Linked DNA regions of Homo sapiens: region 1 is linked to region 2. Evidence: chromatin contacts called from ENCODE Hi-C or POLR2A ChIA-PET data. All regions are on one chromosome and are shown on one strand. The core of a region is the stretch at or near the end of the contact, and the rest is flanking DNA. Distances in the headings are between cores, read along the strand shown.

Region 1 (3,226 bases), core at 128-2,627, 7.0 Mb before region 2:
AATATCAAAGCAAATATATATTACCAGGGTCTTCTTACATGCTAACAATAAAAAATGTATTGAACACCAAGTCCTAATCTCTATTTTTCTGTGATCATTTTAATAGTCAACAAGTAGCTAGCTTCAGTATTGACAATTGAAGAGGTCTTAAAATGGAGTGTACTACTATGCCTAATAATTTCCTACTAAATTGACCATGTCAAAAAACATTTATGTGTGTCTTTCAATAGAAGACAATAAAAGAAAAGAAAATTGTTGCCACTTATCAACCCTGTAACCATTTTTTAATAACACAAAAAATAGGTGTTGTGGGGGCCATCACTTCTCCCATCCAGCAGCACAATAAAAATAATATTAGGGAAGAATGGATCATATCTTGGGCTGTTATTAAAATTCTTTCAAAAATCTACAGTCAGATTTATTTTAGGTATTTGTCTCTGAGATTAGCAATATTTTGATGTTTTCTGCACATATGTTACAGCACACAAAGACATTCTGTAAAAGCAAGAAGTCAATATAAAAGAAAATTACATGTCAGTTTAGGACTAACAAATCCTTTTCATTTCTAAGGTTTATTATTTTGGAATATTTCAAAGAAGGAAAATTATATAATTACATAAATAACAAAAGTATACCTCTAATTTGCCTCTCCTCTCAGAGTAACCTTCAATGAAATCAGCTGTGACTTCTTTTTTAAATATAAAAGTTTGCTTATGAATTAGAAACTTACACTCATTTCACCCTATATCTTAAATGAAATTTAGAAAAAAAATTTCAAGTGTCATGATAGACAGTATTCCTTTACATTTTAAAAGCTCCTTGCTTTTTAATTAGCTACATAGTAACCTTTTTAAGGGTTTTTAGTGCTAACATTAATACAATGCTTTAAAGTGAGTATCTTTCACACTGAAATTCAAGCTATTTCTCATTGTTATACCCTTTTCTCTTTCCTTATCTGGATGTTGAACAATACATATTTTTATAAAACAGTTGGTTAAAGGTGCAAAGTCTCACATTATTTCTAGTAGTTATTTTTAAATGCACTTCAAACTAAAACTTTATAACTTATTCTGTCTTTAACATTTTAGTACAAAATCTTAGCAAATCATCTTATTATTATAACATTTTAGTAAAAGACATTGGAATTTGACAGCTGCAAATATGAAAAGAACATTCTTTTCTACATCAAAGGAAACCAGCCAATGTTTTAATCACAGGTAAAAGCGTCATATTTTGTAGAAATGTTTATATGTTCACACCAAAATGTAGGAAACTCTGCCGAACATGTTCAAGTTTAAATTTCATGTACAATATAAAGTTAAAACTTACCTTTTCTCGGCAATGACCTGTTATTGAAACTGCCATCAACTCCTAACTGTTAATGACTCTTTCAACAAAAACGGAAAACAGTAAAGTCACATGTCGTAAGAGTAGGCCTGTGTTGGATGCTGCTTAATTTCAGTACTGGGGGAAGAAAAAGGCGGGGGGTGGGGTGAGCACAAAACTTTTAAATAAAACCACTTCCTGGGTAGAGACAGTTAACCACACACATCACATCATTACTCAATTTGAAGAAATTGCCTTGTATAGTCAACAATATTGTTATTTTTCAATGTTATTATCAATTGTCAAACAAGACACATGTATAGAGATTTTATCAATTTTAACTTAAGGGAGGAAAATGTGTGATTAAAAATTCATCAGTGGGAGGAGCAGACTGCTAAGCACTGAAGAAACTTCCTCTTTCTCTGCCTTCTAGCAAGGGCTGAAAAATGAAGCGTCTACTCTGCTGGCTACGCTTGAGATGCTCCCATGCTATCAGGACACTCTGCATATTGACTTTGGAAGCAAGGAAGCCACCTCCAATTCACAGAGCTGGTGCCTCTGCCTCATTCATGAAAGGACCCACCAAAACCTGATCCAGTTAACAGGTTCATCAGGCCTTGGGAGGGTTGCATTAGAACTTCAGAAAACACAGCCCAGAGCCACGCCGCCATCTGAGCATCTGGGGAAAAGGCAGGTGTTCATCATGCTCGTCGAACACACCCTGTGGCATTTGCTGTGACTGTGGCTCTCATACGGATGTGTCCACTCTGGCAATTTCCTAAGCAGTTCTGAAACCTGCTGAAGAGCTTTTGCTCTAGCTGAGTGATTCTTTGTGTGGTCTGACTTAAAAAGAAAAAAAATATATATTATAATAAAGGATCCAAACAATATCATTTTGGCATGCTGCTGAATGCCCTCTTGTGTCAAACTTCAACAAACCCAAGACATATTTGTAAGGGGTCTCAGAAATAACTCTAGGATGTGCATCTTTATTGAGCCATGGAGTTCAAGAATAAGCTCCTGGATTTTCAGGCTTGGCTGGTTTTGTGAGATTTGCAGCTTAATCATAAAAGGAAGAGAGGAAAAGCTTTCCTTCCAAATATATGAGAGAGTTAAATCACAATCTCTTGTCATACAAACCAATTAGACTAGAAATCTGTGTAATAGAGCTCAGTGGTATAGAATGTTTGGCATACTAAAAGTCAATCTTTAAAAATAGATTTGGTGGATATGGCCCAAGTTAGGGATGGCATGTCCCTATCAGTTAACTGAATTTCTCTGGGATCTTTTTCTAAAAATCACATTTCAGATTGACCCTAGAATTCACTGTCAGTTCTCATTTCAGGAAGGACCTTTTTAAGTGTTTAGAGTCCTGAAGATTTGTACTGAATGCTTCTCCTTAACACCGAAGAGAAAATGGAAAGTTCATAATATTAAAAGTGAGGAAAGCAGAATTCCGGGCTTAATTCTGACACTGCTATTCACTTAACCTTGGCCAAGTTACTTAAGTTCTCTGAAATTTAGTTCATTTATCCATGTAATGAAACATCCGCATAAAAAAATCCATCTTGGGGAACACGATAAGTAAATAGATGTATATATTTTGTATATCATAAGGAATTGTAGATATATAAATTAGCATGAGCTGGGAAATGTTGATAACTCCTAAGAAGCATCAGAGAACTTCAGTACATTCTGCTTGATTTAAGCCTTTGTAAATCTGAGTTAGACTCAGAAGTCTAGGACAAGGAAAATAAATTAGGCCTTTCCTTGTTTTTGTTTGCTTGTTTTTACGGAGTCTCGCTCTGTTGCCAGACTGGAGTGCAGTGGCGCGATCTCAGCTCACTGCAAACTCTGCCTCCCGGGTTCAAGGGATTCTCCTGCCTCAGCTTCCCGAATT
Region 2 (3,180 bases), core at 144-2,643:
CTCTTTTGATATAGAAAAGAGGGATCGTGTGTAGAGTGCAGTCTGGGCAATCCCTCTCCTCGGGACCATTTCGGGGTGGGGGCCTCTGGGGTCCGTGTCGCGACGCACGCGCCTCGGTCCCAGCTATCTCCGCAGCGGCCACCCCGCCTGCGGACGCAGTTTCTCGGCCCCGCCCCACACTCGCTCCCCCGCCCCACCCAGTCTCCGCGCCGGAGGGAAGTGGCGCGAGGGGGAAAGCACTGTCTGCGCGCCCACTGCAAACCTCAGCCAGTCTGAGATCGCTTTAAACGTCTGACCCCCACCCCCACTCCGCCCCGCCCAGTTCTTCAACCTAATTTCTGATTCGTGCCAAAGCTTGTCCTCTGCTCAAAATCGTGGAAGACGCCGAGTATGGGGACCGAAGACCTGGGTTCAAGCCCGGCTTGGAATCCCTGCCCATCCCTGGCATTTCATCTCTCCGGGCTTATTTGCTGGTTTCTCCGAATGCGGGCCTTGTCTGGTTCACGCTGGATCCCCAACGCCTAGAACAGTGCGTGGCACGCAGTTCGTCCTTCTATAAATATCGGACTAAATGCATCTCTGTGATGGTAATACCCACACGGTGTTGTGAGAATGAATGAGTGATTCTGTGCAAGTTCCTAGTGATCTGTTACAAAAAGTACTGGTCGCTAAATTACTCTTATAATAAAGCATACTTTTAGGATAATAAAGCACTATTCGCGAATTGGTTACCGCTATTATGAAATTACTGAGCAATACATATCTACATCTGATCAGTCTCCAGAATTATGCCAAATCCTACCTTCTTCTGAAAGTATCTCCTAATTATCTGCACCTGACCCTAGTGATGCTGTGAATGTGCAAGTATAGCTACATCCTCCGAAGGAAGGATCTTTACTCCTTTTACCTCCTGAATGGGCTGCGTCTGCTGAAAGCGCGGGGAATGGCGTTGGAAGCTTGGCCCTACTTCCAGCATTGCCGCCTACTGGTTGGGTTACTCCAGCAAGTCACTCCCCTTCCCTGGGCCTCAGTGTCTCTACTGTAGCATTCCCAGGTCTGGAATTCCATCCACTTTAGCAAGGATGGACGCGCCACAGAGAGACGCGTTCCTAGCCCGCGCTTCCCACCTGTCTTCAGGCGCATCCCGCTTCCCTCAAACTTAGGAAATGCCTCTGGGAGGTCCTGTCCGGCTCCGGACTCACTACCGACCACCCGCAAACAGCAGGGTCCCCTGGGCTTCCCAAGCCGCGCACCTCTCCGCCCCGCCCCTGCGCCCTCCTTCCTCGCGTCTGCCCCTCTCCCCCACCCCGCCTTCTCCCTCCCCGCCCCAGCGGCGCATGCGCCGCGCTCGGAGCGTGTTTTTATAAAAGTCCGGCCGCGGCCAGAAACTTCAGTTTGTTGGCTGCGGCAGCAGGTAGCAAAGTGACGCCGAGGGCCTGAGTGCTCCAGTAGCCACCGCATCTGGAGAACCAGCGGTTACCATGGAGGGGATCAGTGTAAGTCCAGTTTCAACCTGCTTTGTCATAAATGTACAAACGTTTGAACTTAGAGCGCAGCCCCTCTCCGAGCGGGCAGAAGCGGCCAGGACATTGGAGGTACCCGTACTCCAAAAAAGGGTCACCGAAAGGAGTTTTCTTGACCATGCCTATATAGTGCGGGTGGGTGGGGGGGGAGCAGGATTGGAATCTTTTTCTCTGTGAGTCGAGGAGAAACGACTGGAAAGAGCGTTCCAGTGGCTGCATGTGTCTCCCCCTTGAGTCCCGCCGCGCGCGGCGGCTTGCACGCTGTTTGCAAACGTAAGAACATTCTGTGCACAAGTGCAGAGAAGGCGTGCGCGCTGCCTCGGGACTCAGACCACCGGTCTCTTCCTTGGGGAAGCGGGGATGTCTTGGAGCGAGTTACATTGTCTGAATTTAGAGGCGGAGGGCGGCGTGCCTGGGCTGAGTTCCCAGGAGGAGATTGCGCCCGCTTTAACTTCGGGGTTAAGCGCCTGGTGACTGTTCTTGACACTGGGTGCGTGTTTGTTAAACTCTGTGCGGCCGACGGAGCTGTGCCAGTCTCCCAGCACAGTAGGCAGAGGGCGGGAGAGGCGGGTGGACCCACCGCGCCGATCCTCTGAGGGGATCGAGTGGTGGCAGCAGCTAGGAGTTGATCCGCCCGCGCGCTTTGGGTTTGAGGGGGAAAACCTTCCCGCCGTCCGAAGCGCGCCTCTTCCCCACGGCCGCGAGTGGGTCCTGCAGTTCGAGAGTTTGGGGTCGTGCAGAGGTCAGCGGAGTGGTTTGACCTCCCCTTTGACACCGCGCAGCTGCCAGCCCTGAGATTTGCGCTCCGGGGATAGGAGCGGGTACGGGGTGAGGGGCGGGGGCGGTTAAGACCGCACCTGGGCTGCCAGGTCGCCGCCGCGAAGACTGGCAGGTGCAAGTGGGGAAACCGTTTGGCTCTCTCCGAGTCCAGTTGTGATGTTTAACCGTCGGTGGTTTCCAGAAACCTTTTGAAACCCTCTTGCTAGGGAGTTTTTGGTTTCCTGCAGCGGCGCGCAATTCAAAGACGCTCGCGGCGGAGCCGCCCAGTCGCTCCCCAGCACCCTGTGGGACAGAGCCTGGCGTGTCGCCCAGCGGAGCCCCTGCAGCGCTGCTTGCGGGCGGTTGGCGTGGGTGTAGTGGGCAGCCGCGGCGGCCCGGGGCTGGACGACCCGGCCCCCCGCGTGCCCACCGCCTGGAGGCTTCCAGCTGCCCACCTCCGGCCGGGTTAACTGGATCAGTGGCGGGGTAATGGGAAGCCACCCGGGAGAGTGAGGAAATGAAACTTGGGGCGAGGACCACGGGTGCAGACCCCGTTACCTTCTCCACCCAGGAAAATGCCCCGCTCCCTAACGTCCCAAACGCGCCAAGTGATAAACACGAGGATGGCAAGAGACCCACACACCGGAGGAGCGCCCGCTTGGGGGAGGAGGTGCCGTTTGTTCATTTTCTGACACTCCCGCCCAATATACCCCAAGCACCGAAGGGCCTTCGTTTTAAGACCGCATTCTCTTTACCCACTACAAGTTGCTTGAAGCCCAGAATGGTTTGTATTTAGGCAGGCGTGGGAAAATTAAGTTTTTGCGCTTTAGGAGAATGAGTCTTTGCAACGCCCCCGCCCTCCCCCCGTGATCCTCCCTTCTCCCCTCTTCCCTCCCTG

The links. Hi-C counts contacts between places; a loop is a spot of excess contacts on that map. ChIA-PET counts read pairs that join two places held with the same protein, here RNA polymerase II (POLR2A). Pooled maps may share reads with other maps.
Region 1: a pooled map shows a loop between it and region 2 (4-fold over the local background). The contact joins the promoter of ARHGAP15 here to the promoter of CXCR4 in region 2. A Hi-C loop is called at or near these places in 1 of 168 maps with a recorded cell type or tissue (naive thymus-derived CD4-positive, alpha-beta T cell) and 4 of 50 pooled maps. POLR2A ChIA-PET finds 5 or more read pairs at or near these places in 1 of 52 experiments (activated T-cell).

The regions. Positions count from the first base shown.
Region 1 is chr2:143,127,570-143,130,795 of GRCh38, reverse strand. It overlaps ARHGAP15 (Rho GTPase activating protein 15), which reads right to left and starts at 1,377. Exons shown (of 14, transcript NM_018460.4): 1 at 1,330-1,377.
Region 2 is chr2:136,116,362-136,119,541 of GRCh38, reverse strand. It overlaps CXCR4 (C-X-C motif chemokine receptor 4), which reads left to right and starts at 1,393. Exons shown (of 2, transcript NM_003467.3): 1 at 1,393-1,496. The coding sequence starts at 1,482. RefSeq lists an enhancer at 2,402-2,471 and a silencer at 2,602-2,771.